2 separate regions of the Homo sapiens genome follow, and region 2 is linked to region 1. A link is a contact called in ENCODE Hi-C or POLR2A ChIA-PET data. All regions are on one chromosome and are shown on one strand. The core of a region is the stretch at or near the end of the contact, and the rest is flanking DNA. Distances in the headings are between cores, read along the strand shown.

The links. Hi-C counts contacts between places; a loop is a spot of excess contacts on that map. ChIA-PET counts read pairs that join two places held with the same protein, here RNA polymerase II (POLR2A). Pooled maps may share reads with other maps.
Region 2: a pooled map shows a loop between it and region 1 (2.4-fold over the local background). The contact joins two enhancer-like sites. A Hi-C loop is called at or near these places in 3 of 168 maps with a recorded cell type or tissue (astrocyte of the cerebellum, heart right ventricle and naive thymus-derived CD4-positive, alpha-beta T cell) and 7 of 50 pooled maps. POLR2A ChIA-PET finds 5 or more read pairs at or near these places in 3 of 52 experiments (OCI-LY7, T-cell and activated CD4-positive, alpha-beta T cell).

Annotation. Positions count from the first base shown.
Region 1 is chr5:62,254,747-62,259,511 of GRCh38, reverse strand. No RefSeq gene overlaps it. Among named protein-coding and RNA genes, the nearest start is that of KIF2A, 49 kb to the left of the region's middle. Within about 2 kb of position 2,576, at least 8 of the 41 ENCODE cell types and tissues checked have a DNase peak (open chromatin) inside an H3K27ac peak, as active enhancers do.
Region 2 is chr5:62,340,635-62,345,714 of GRCh38, reverse strand. The region is part of intron 1 of KIF2A (kinesin family member 2A); the gene reads right to left. Among named protein-coding and RNA genes, the nearest start is that of KIF2A, 37 kb to the right of the region's middle. Within about 2 kb of position 3,739, at least 2 of the 41 ENCODE cell types and tissues checked have a DNase peak (open chromatin) inside an H3K27ac peak, as active enhancers do.

The sequences.
Region 1 (4,765 bases), core at 1,327-3,826:
AAAATGCACTGCTAAAATAATAAGTTTTTATTTTTCCTAAATCTTTCTTGGCTTCAGTGCAGCATCTGACACTCACTGTAAACTCCTCTTTCTTGAAAATCTTTTCTCTGTTTGATTTCAAAGAAAAATTAAGCTCTATTTTTCTTTCTATTTTTCTGGTTGCTCCTTTATAATCTGTGTCTGGTGCCTGCCTTATGATGGTGTATCCCAAGATTCTGTCCTTGACTTTGCTCATCTACCTTTACTCATTTTTCATAGATACACTCATCTTCAACCTCTGCTAATGTCTTGGTTATGCCTAGTTTTTGAGTTTTCAGTTCAGACCTTGCTGTGGAGCTTCAGAGCCATATAGTTTCTCAAAACAAGAACACCCCCGAATAGAATGTTTTATCTTCACATCCTTTCATCCAAAACACTCCAAAATGAAAACAACCAACAATGGCAACCTGTTCATCCTCCAGTGGTCCTGTGGCCTTCAATGGCACCACTACTCATCCTGTGGTCTTAGCCTGAAATCAGGGAGGCATCCTAGATTTCTTCCTCTCACTCTTGCTTCATATCCAAGCAGTCCCAAGAGCTTAGATGATTCTCTCTCTTTTTAAAAATTTTATTTTAGAAACAGGGTCTTGCTGTGTTGTCTAGACTGGAGTGCAGTGATGCAATCACAACTCACTGCAGCCTCAAACTCCTGGGCTCAAGGGATCCTCCCACCTCAGCCTCCAAAGTAACTGGGACTACAGGTGCATGCCACCATGCCCAGCTAATTTTGTTGTTGTTGTTGTTGAGGTGGGATCTCATTGTGTTTTCCAGGCTGAGATTCTCCCTTTTAAACAGCTTGAGTCATTCCACTTCTTTCTTTCCACTGTCTCTTATCCCTTCTTCCATTAGTGGCTTGAAGTTTTTGATATCGTCATATTACCTTCCTCCTTAAACACATCATTTTCTACCATCTGATCATGCTATGTCACTGCTTAAAATCTTTCCGTGGTTTCCAACTTGGCATGCAAAGTCCCTAATGATATGAGGCCTTGTCTATCTAGTCTCATTGTCAATCATTCTTCAGTGTCTACTTTACCAGTGCCTTGGACATAAACGCATTAGGCAGAGCCATGTTTCAGTGCCTGAGAAAGATGCAGTTCCCTCTGCCCTTAGCATGAAGCTCCTTCCCCTTCCTACTCATCCTCCCTTCATCTAGCTCGTATTCATCCTTCAAAACTCAGCTCCTGCTGAGACCATCTTTGGAAAAGTCCTCCTAGATGCCTCCACTACCCTGTCACCTAAGAACATATCTATCAAGATATTATCCTATTGTGAAGGGACTTGTCTCAAACTGATCTACAAAGTTCCTTGAAAACTCCTGGTTGGAGTTTACACTGGGATATGCCTACTAAATAGTAGGCTTCATAATGTATTTGTGCAATTAATGAAAATGAAGTTGTATAAACATATAATTACCTGTCAGTGAACCATTGTAATAGTAGATTACCAAAATGCACACAAACATTGACATATTGCCAGGTAGAACCTTTGCAAAACCTTTAGAAAAGGCTTTTGGCTGGGCACAGAGGCCCATGCCTGTAATCCCAGCACCCTGGGAGGCTGAGGCAGGAGGATTGCTTGAGCCCAGGAGTTTGAGACCAGCCTGGGCAACATAGTGAGACTGTCTGTATAAAAAGTAAATTTTAAAAAATTAACTGGGCACAGTGGCGTGCACTTATAGTCCCAGCTATTCCGGAGGCTGGGATGGGAGGATCACCTGAACCCAGGAGATCGAGGCTGCAGTGAGCCATGTTTGTGCCACTATACTCTGGCCTGGGTGACAGAGTGAGACCCTGTCTCAAAAAAACAAAAAAAAGGAAAAGGGTTTTTTTAAATCAATACTATATATTACACACACACACACACACACACACACACTCACACACACACATTGATAACATCTATATTGGCTTTTACTTTAAAAAGTTAATATACATAACAAAATTATTTATAAATAAATTATATATAATATAAAATTAATTTCACATTTTATAATATTATATAAAATTTTATATTTAGACAAGAAAAGTATATATACTTCAATTTTTTATATAATTTAATAATATTATGTATTTTAATATAAATTCATGCTATGTAAACGATAGGTATTATAAATTCTCTATATAAATTATAGATATAACACTTTACATGTAACATAAGTTCTTTTAATATAATTTTTGAAAGGAAATGCCATTGTAGATGTTGCCAATGAGGACTTTTGAGTAGGTGTAGTATTTTTCATGAAGTAGCTCACAGTTTTTGCCTCTTTAAACTGATTGTCAACATATGGGTAAATAACAATCTGCTGACTTTGAAAAATTAGTTATAATCCATTTCACATAATGCATGCAAAACACAGCAGGCAATGGCCCATAATTGAAGGATTAGTTTGGGGCCTTAGGGTGGTTTTTAAAATTCACAGGCTGATAGAATGTTACACCCCATATGGACCCAGAATATTCTCATCAGGGAGTTTCCAGTACTCTCGTTCCTCCTACAGAATACCACGTGTTCCATGTTCAGGAGAGCACTTCCTCCATCCATCAGTACAGCAGCTGGAGATCTTCCCTGGTGATAAAGTAGGCAGGAGGCTGAAAGCGCCTTATAGGAATCTGAATCCTGCCTGAATAGATTTGTTAAACCACTTAGGTCATTTCTAATTTTTTCTGCTGTCGAAGGCACACTGCAGCTTTTCCTTGTCTTGTGCCTGAACCTTACATCCTGCTACAATTGCTCTATGTGCACCATTCCTTTTGGATTTTAGTGGCTTACCAGTGTAGAATTAGAGGCTGCTCTGTTATCTTTTACTTTTCCTCACTGTGGTTTTTACTCTCACTTTACTCCCACCTATCTGCGTTGATTTGTGCTATTTCCTGTGTATGATTTGCACGTCTGCAGTTGCTTTTTGTCTCTAGTTACTGCTTTCTTTTCCTGTTTGTCTTGTTCTTGTAGGACCCTTTCTGACTCTCTCAAGAGAGACCTTTTCAACCCCAACTCCCTCTGGTCTAATCCTAACCAGCACCAGCTGGTTGGGAAGTAGAGCAGGAACTCTGGCTGCCCTAATCTACATGGTGCTCTCTGCTCCTGGGCAGAGGTGTGTTTTTATATACTATTCTCTTGAGTATGAAATGCCTGAACAAAGCAGTGATTTGGCAAGCCTGAAGCCACACACTGGGGCTCATAGTAACTTGCTTCTACTAGCAACGTGAGCATTAGAAACATTTCCTGGCCAAGTAGGCTTGAATTCGCTAGAAGTAGGGGTGCAATGAGTCTGGGTTCACTTTGCTCAGGGTGACAAGGCTGTAGAGTATTGGTTAATTGTCAAACTCTTTTGTTTAAGAGACAAGGTAAACATACATACATACATAGAGAAGCTTTCTAGGGTTACTTAGGCTTTATGTGATTACTAGCAGAAATGTTTTATTTGCAAGCAAAGCTTATAAACCACCTCTTAGATATCTTTGCAAAATGAAGCTAAAACATGGTTTAAAGAATCAAAAATATAAGATATTTACAATGATTTATAATTGAATCAGGAATGCATTTGGTATTTTTTAAAAGGAATAATTGGCTAAGATTTAAATTAATTTGCTTTCCTTAAAAACCCAGAGCCTAAACAATGGAAAGAAATAGAAACAGTTACACTGGGTGTGTGAGGGGTGGAGGCGGGGGACCCAACTGGGACTGAAATTTCTTGGAGAAAATCTACAAAATCAGCCAAGCACACATGGATTGTGTGACTTCATTTAGTTGGAGGAGAACTGAGCAACCCACTGATCTCAAATGTCTTTCCCCAGGAGAAATAATCTCTCTTGTCTTGGAATGGCTGTAGCACTGAAAGTCTATTCCACCCTTGGCACTTACCTTAATCTATGCTGTAATATTATCTCTTTTAGAAATGTTTTTATCTCTTCATTATAACAATTATCTTTTTATGTGCCTGACTTACCTAGGATGCTCATTCATTCCGGTGGCCTGGAACAGTTCTGATTTGCGCCCGTTGCCATGGTTTAATTAATAGTGCCCCCTTTCACTCTCAGAAGTGTCTTGGTTTGGATGATAAATTATAAGGTTCCTATAGTCTTATCCCAACTAAACGGAAAGTTCCTGTGTTAGTCAAGATCCCAGCAAGAAACAGAATATTCTGTGGGGATTTTTGAAGAGATAAAAGTCCCTTTAATAAAGGGACTATTTACAGATGTGTGGGCAGAGTTAAGAGCATCAAAAAAGGATGTTGAGGCACCAGGCCTGAAAAGGTAAAGGGAAGAAATGATGCTATTGGAGCTTACCTGGGGGGCAGAGCCTTTGAAGAGGGGCCACCCTAGAGAAGCCATAGTCCTGGAAGGACTCAAACACTACAGAATGGGCCAAGCAAGGGAAGACATTCCCTACCACTCTGTCCTCCCACCCATCTATTACCTATCTGTGCCTTCTATTGGTTGAACCCAAATGCAAGCCAGAAGGCAAAGGAGCCCTGGTGATAAAGTTGGAAGGTGTTCGTTTCCTTGGGAAGAAGAGCAGGGAAAGGCAGAGAATGAATTGAGGGGGATCAGGGTATCTTGGGTCCTAGGGAAGTGGCAAACAGGAAATAAAGCTTCCTAAGGGGAGTCTCTTTGTCTTCAAGTCAATTAAAAACACATGTGTGCACACACATGCAAAACACTACAGGAAAGGCCATGATTGGCAAGACTTGGCAGCTATTTAAGGGAGATATTCTCTACAATGG
Region 2 (5,080 bases), core at 2,490-4,989, 85 kb before region 1:
GTTAAAACATGGGCACTATAATAATTTAATAAGTATTATTGTTTATGAAATTACTATCACTGCCTTTTATTTTATTTTCAACAGAGACAGAGTCTCACTATGTTGCCAAGGCTGGTCTCAAACTCCTGGGCTCAGGGAATCCACCTGCCTTGGCCTGCTGAAATGCTGGGATTACAGGTGTGAGCCACTGTGCCCGACCTACCTTCTATTTTTTCTTTTCTTTTTTTTTTTTTGAGACAGAGTCTCAAGCGATTCTCATGCCTCAGCCTCCCAAGTAGCAGCTGGGATTACAGGCATGCACCACCATGCCCAGCTCTTTTTTTTTTTGAGACAGAGTCTTGCTCTGTCACCCATGCTGGAGTGCAGTGGAGCAATCTCAGCTCACCACAACCTCCGTGTCTGGGGTTCAAGCAATTCTCCTGCCTCAGCCTCCCAAGTAGCTGGGATTACAGGCACGTGCCACCACAATGGGCTAATTTTTGTATTTTTAGTAGAGACGGGGTTTCACCATGTTGGCCAGGCTAGTCTCGAACTCCTGACCTCAAGTGGTCTGCCCTCCTCGGCCTCCCAAAGTGCTGGGATTACAGGCATGAGCCACCACGCCTGGCCCTGGCTAAATTTTGTATTTTTAGTAGAGGACAGGGTTTCTCCATGTTGGCCAGGCTGATCTCAAACTCCTGGCCTCAGGCGATCTGCCCACCTTGGCCTCCATAAGTGCTGGGACTACAGGCGTGAGCCACCACGCCCGGCCTTGTGGCCTACCTTTTATATGAGCTCATATAAAAATCCATATAAGTAATAAATGAACATAATCTTATAGATTTCAAATAGTGAGGATGTTAAGTACTCTCAAATGATATACTGGTGTTGCTTTTTAAAGAAAAAACTAAAATACATACTAGTGATCTTTCCATGACAATATGTATAGACCTACCTATTATTTTTCATAACCACAAAGCATTCCATAAATGAATATATCACAATTTATTCCTTTATTAGGAGTATTATTTCCAACTGTTTGCCATTAAAAGATGCTGCACTGAATATCTGAACATAGGTGTGAATGCTTCCACAAATAAAATTTCTAGAAGGAGAATTAGTGGGTCAAGAAAATTGAAATTTTGATAGATATTCCTGAACCGCCCTTTGTATACATTCTCACCAACAGTGGGACCTATTCCTCCACACCCTCAACAACACTGAGCATTATCAATCCTAACACTTTTATCATCTCATGTGTCAGATTTCTTTAAGCTACTACTTTTTAAGTATGAATATGTCAGATACTAGCTCATTTAATTCACATTGGTTCATTTAATCATAACAAATATACCTACAAAGTAGGTATCTGCATTTTTTTTTTTTTTTGAGATGGAGTCGCGCTCTGTCACCAGGTTGGACTGCAGTGGTGCGATCTCGCTCGGCTCACTGCAACCTCCACCTCCCAGGTTCAAGCGATTTTCCTGCCTCAGCCTCCTGAGTAGCTAGACTACAGGTGCGCACCACCACGCCCAGCTAATTTTTTGTATTTTTAGTAGAGACAGGGTTTCACCATGTTGGCCAGGATGGTCTCCATCTCTTGACTTCATGATCTGCCCGCCTCAGCCTCCCAAAGTGCTGGGATTACAGGCGTGAGCCACTGCGCCCAGCCGGTAACTGCATTTATAGATGAGAAAAATAAAGCTCAAAGTTACACAGTGAATAAGCAGCATGGGTCTAAACCTTGGTCAGATGTAAAAGTACTTGCTATTAATCACTATGCTTCTCTACTCACTTCAATTAAGCTGATGAAGATGTCTATATGTCTTAAGTCCAGGCATTCCTATAAAAATGTATAAACGGTAACACAAATTCTCAACCCTCATGTGTACCAGAAACTCCTAGGGAGCTTTCACAAAATAAAATGACATTGCTTGAGTCTTGCCCCCAGATAATGAGCCAATTCTTAACAACTTCACTGCTATCATCTTGGTGCAAGCTACCAATGCCTTGTACTTAGATTACTGTGATACTCTCCCAACTAGTCTTCCTGCTTCCAACTTATCTGCCCTCTGTCTGTTCTCCAGAGCAGCCAAAATGTTCCTGGTAAAAAGTGAGTCAGATATTACTCCTTTGCTCAAAACCTTCCAATGACTCCCCCATCTCACACAGAGTAGAAGCTAAAGTCCTTTCAATGACCTATTAATGACTTACAACAAAGCCCTACATGATCTGACCCGCATTACCTGTGACCTCATTCATGCCTTACTAAAGTCACTCCTTTTTAATTGTCTGATTCCTATCTCACACAATACCACCTCCATTCCCCCCACTTCCCCAAAAGATGGGTCACAAACTTAAATGTGAAAGATGTAAAAGCAACTGAGTAAATAGTGGTGCCTTTTACTAATACAGATGGGCATTAGAGGAGATGCAGGTGCTGGGGGTGGGTGAAATTGATGACCTAAAAAAATACTGGGAGGAGTCAAAAGGGAGTTAAAAAAGGGAAATTAAATAATCCTTACTTCAATTTCAGAGACAAATTAGGTAAATAACCAGTGGAAGTGATATGTGTCATTTGGAGTCCTCTGAGAAGCAGATGAGAGAGTTGGGAGTACAAGAGGTTTACTGCTAAAGATAAAAGGGGGAGGAAAGAGGACTGAGCACAGAAAACTTTCAGACCAGGCTGGGTGCGGTGGCTCACGCCTGTAATCCCAGCACTTTGGGAGGCTGAGGCGGGCAGATCACTTGAGGTCAGGGGTTCAAGACCAGCCTGGCCAACATGGTGAAACACAGTCTCTACTAAAAATACAAAATTATCTGGGTGTGGTGGTGGGCGCCTGTAATCCCAGCTACTCAGGAGGCTGATGCAGGAGAATCACTTAAACCCAGGAGGTGGAGGTTGCAGTGAACCAAGATCGCTCCACTGCACTCCAGCCTGGGCAAGAGCGAGACTCCACTTCAAAAAAAAAAAAAAATTAAGATTAAAATAAAAAATAATGAAAACTTTCAGACCATGATGCAGATTTGAAACCTATGAAGGAAGTGGCTGTGAAGCAGGACTGAGCAGAGAAAGCCTCAGACCTTGATGCAGATCTAACAAAGTCTTGGTCAACCCAGTAGGGTGCTTCAGAGCAAGACTGCCCATTAGAGGAGTCCTGCACTGAGCCAAAATGGATATGTCCTATTACCCATGCCATGCTCTATCACTGGCTGTGGATTTCCCAGGAAATTCAAGTTCTCAACCCCAAACCTAAAGGCCCTGAAGGTACTAACAACTGGAGGTTGTCAGCTAACTGCACTCCCTGAAACTGAAATTCTTTCTTAGAGAGACATCTAAGCAGTGCACCTGCATGGCTGCCACAGCATATGAGAAAGAGGATGAGTTTAACTGGTAGTGGGAATGAAGAGTGGACCCCAGAGAGCCATAAGCAGCCCAGTCACCATCACAATCTGGGAGGAGCCTACCGCTGCTGCATCAAGCCCCGCATCAATCACCATCTCTACAACATGAGTAGTGAGGCTAAGACCTGGCAGCCATCCTTTCCCCAACTGCCCGTGGCAGCCCCACAATATACTAATACCCACTAGTGGGGACAAGAAGATTATAGCAACAAAGGTTTTGGAGAAAGTAAAAGAGTTTAATAAAACACTGATATGGTTTTATCAGCAGAAAGGAAGGAAATATTTCAGCCTAAGGAAGATGCATTTTAATCAGACTACTGTGAAGAATAACCCTCAGCAGGAAATGAAGAGGCCGTGGTTGAGGTTAAAGAAATGAGACACCTAGCTATCAAATCTAGTTGGAAAAAAAAGAAAAAAGAAATGAGTTACCAAGGTGGATCTCCATGCAATTACCAGTAGAATTACCACAGTAATGAGAATGGGGAAAAATATGTGGATATTCCAAAAGGCAAGACCAACACAACCATTCTTATTGTTGGGCATCTACCATGGTATTCCCACCCTTCTAGGCAAGGAGTGACTTAATGTACCATAACTAGGTGTGCGAAAAAAAGGTGGGCCGGTGGAGCAAAATTCGTACCAGGACTACAGGTCGCAAATTCACAGAAACTTTAATCTCCAAAGACAGGCTAGAGAGATTGGCAATGAGAGGATAAAGCAAATCAAGGAGGCTGGGCACAGTGGCTCACACCTGTGATCCCAGCACTTTGGGAGGCAGAAGCAGGAGGATGGCTTGAGCCCAGGAGTTTGAGACTAGGTTGGCAACATACCGAGACCTCAACTCTATAAAAAAAATTTAAAAATCAACAGGGCATGGTGGTGTCCACCTACAGGCCCAGCAACTTGGGAGGCTGAGGTAGGAGGATTGCTTGAGCCTAGGAGGTCAAGGCTGCAGTGAGCTGTGATTGTGCCACGGCACTCCAGCTTGGGCAAGAGTGAGATCCTGTCTCCAAAAAAAAAAAAATCAAGGAGACAACATCCAGTATCAGCAGTCTCCTCAATATTGGAACCTCTATGACCTCAACCACCAGTGTACACATCCAGAAAGCCTTAAATCACAAGTTTGCAGAGTCAAAAGCATCTGATCTAAGACTAAACTCTAGAGGTTGAGCAGGGCAGGACTGAGAATTATGTTGCCTTATCTCTACCATAATCCAGTTTACTCATCCAACAAGAAGTGAATACGAAATTCCAGCAATAAGAAATGAATAGACAAAGTCTTAAGCATTTGCTTTTTGCCAATTAATCAGATAACTAGAACCATCTACACTACCTACAATACCAATGCAGCATGGGGCTTTTATTTGCACCAAAAGATGTCTCTAAAAAATGTTATTTTCTTTTTAAAAACCAACTTTACCCAATATGACTTTAAATATTTTTTAATTGTCGTATATATGGCTTTTCATTGAGCTACTCAAATACCTCTTTTTAAATTATAATACAAATTTATAATTTTTCTTTTTAAATTTTAATTTTTTTCTTTAACAAAGACATCCAATGATTTATTTAGAAAGTTAAGTAGTAAACACCTGTTAACAAAGGTGTTAAGTAATAAGAGAAACAATAATAAGATACATGAAAAATTTTTCAAAGGAAAAAATCATGATATGGTGACAACATACAGGCATAACAA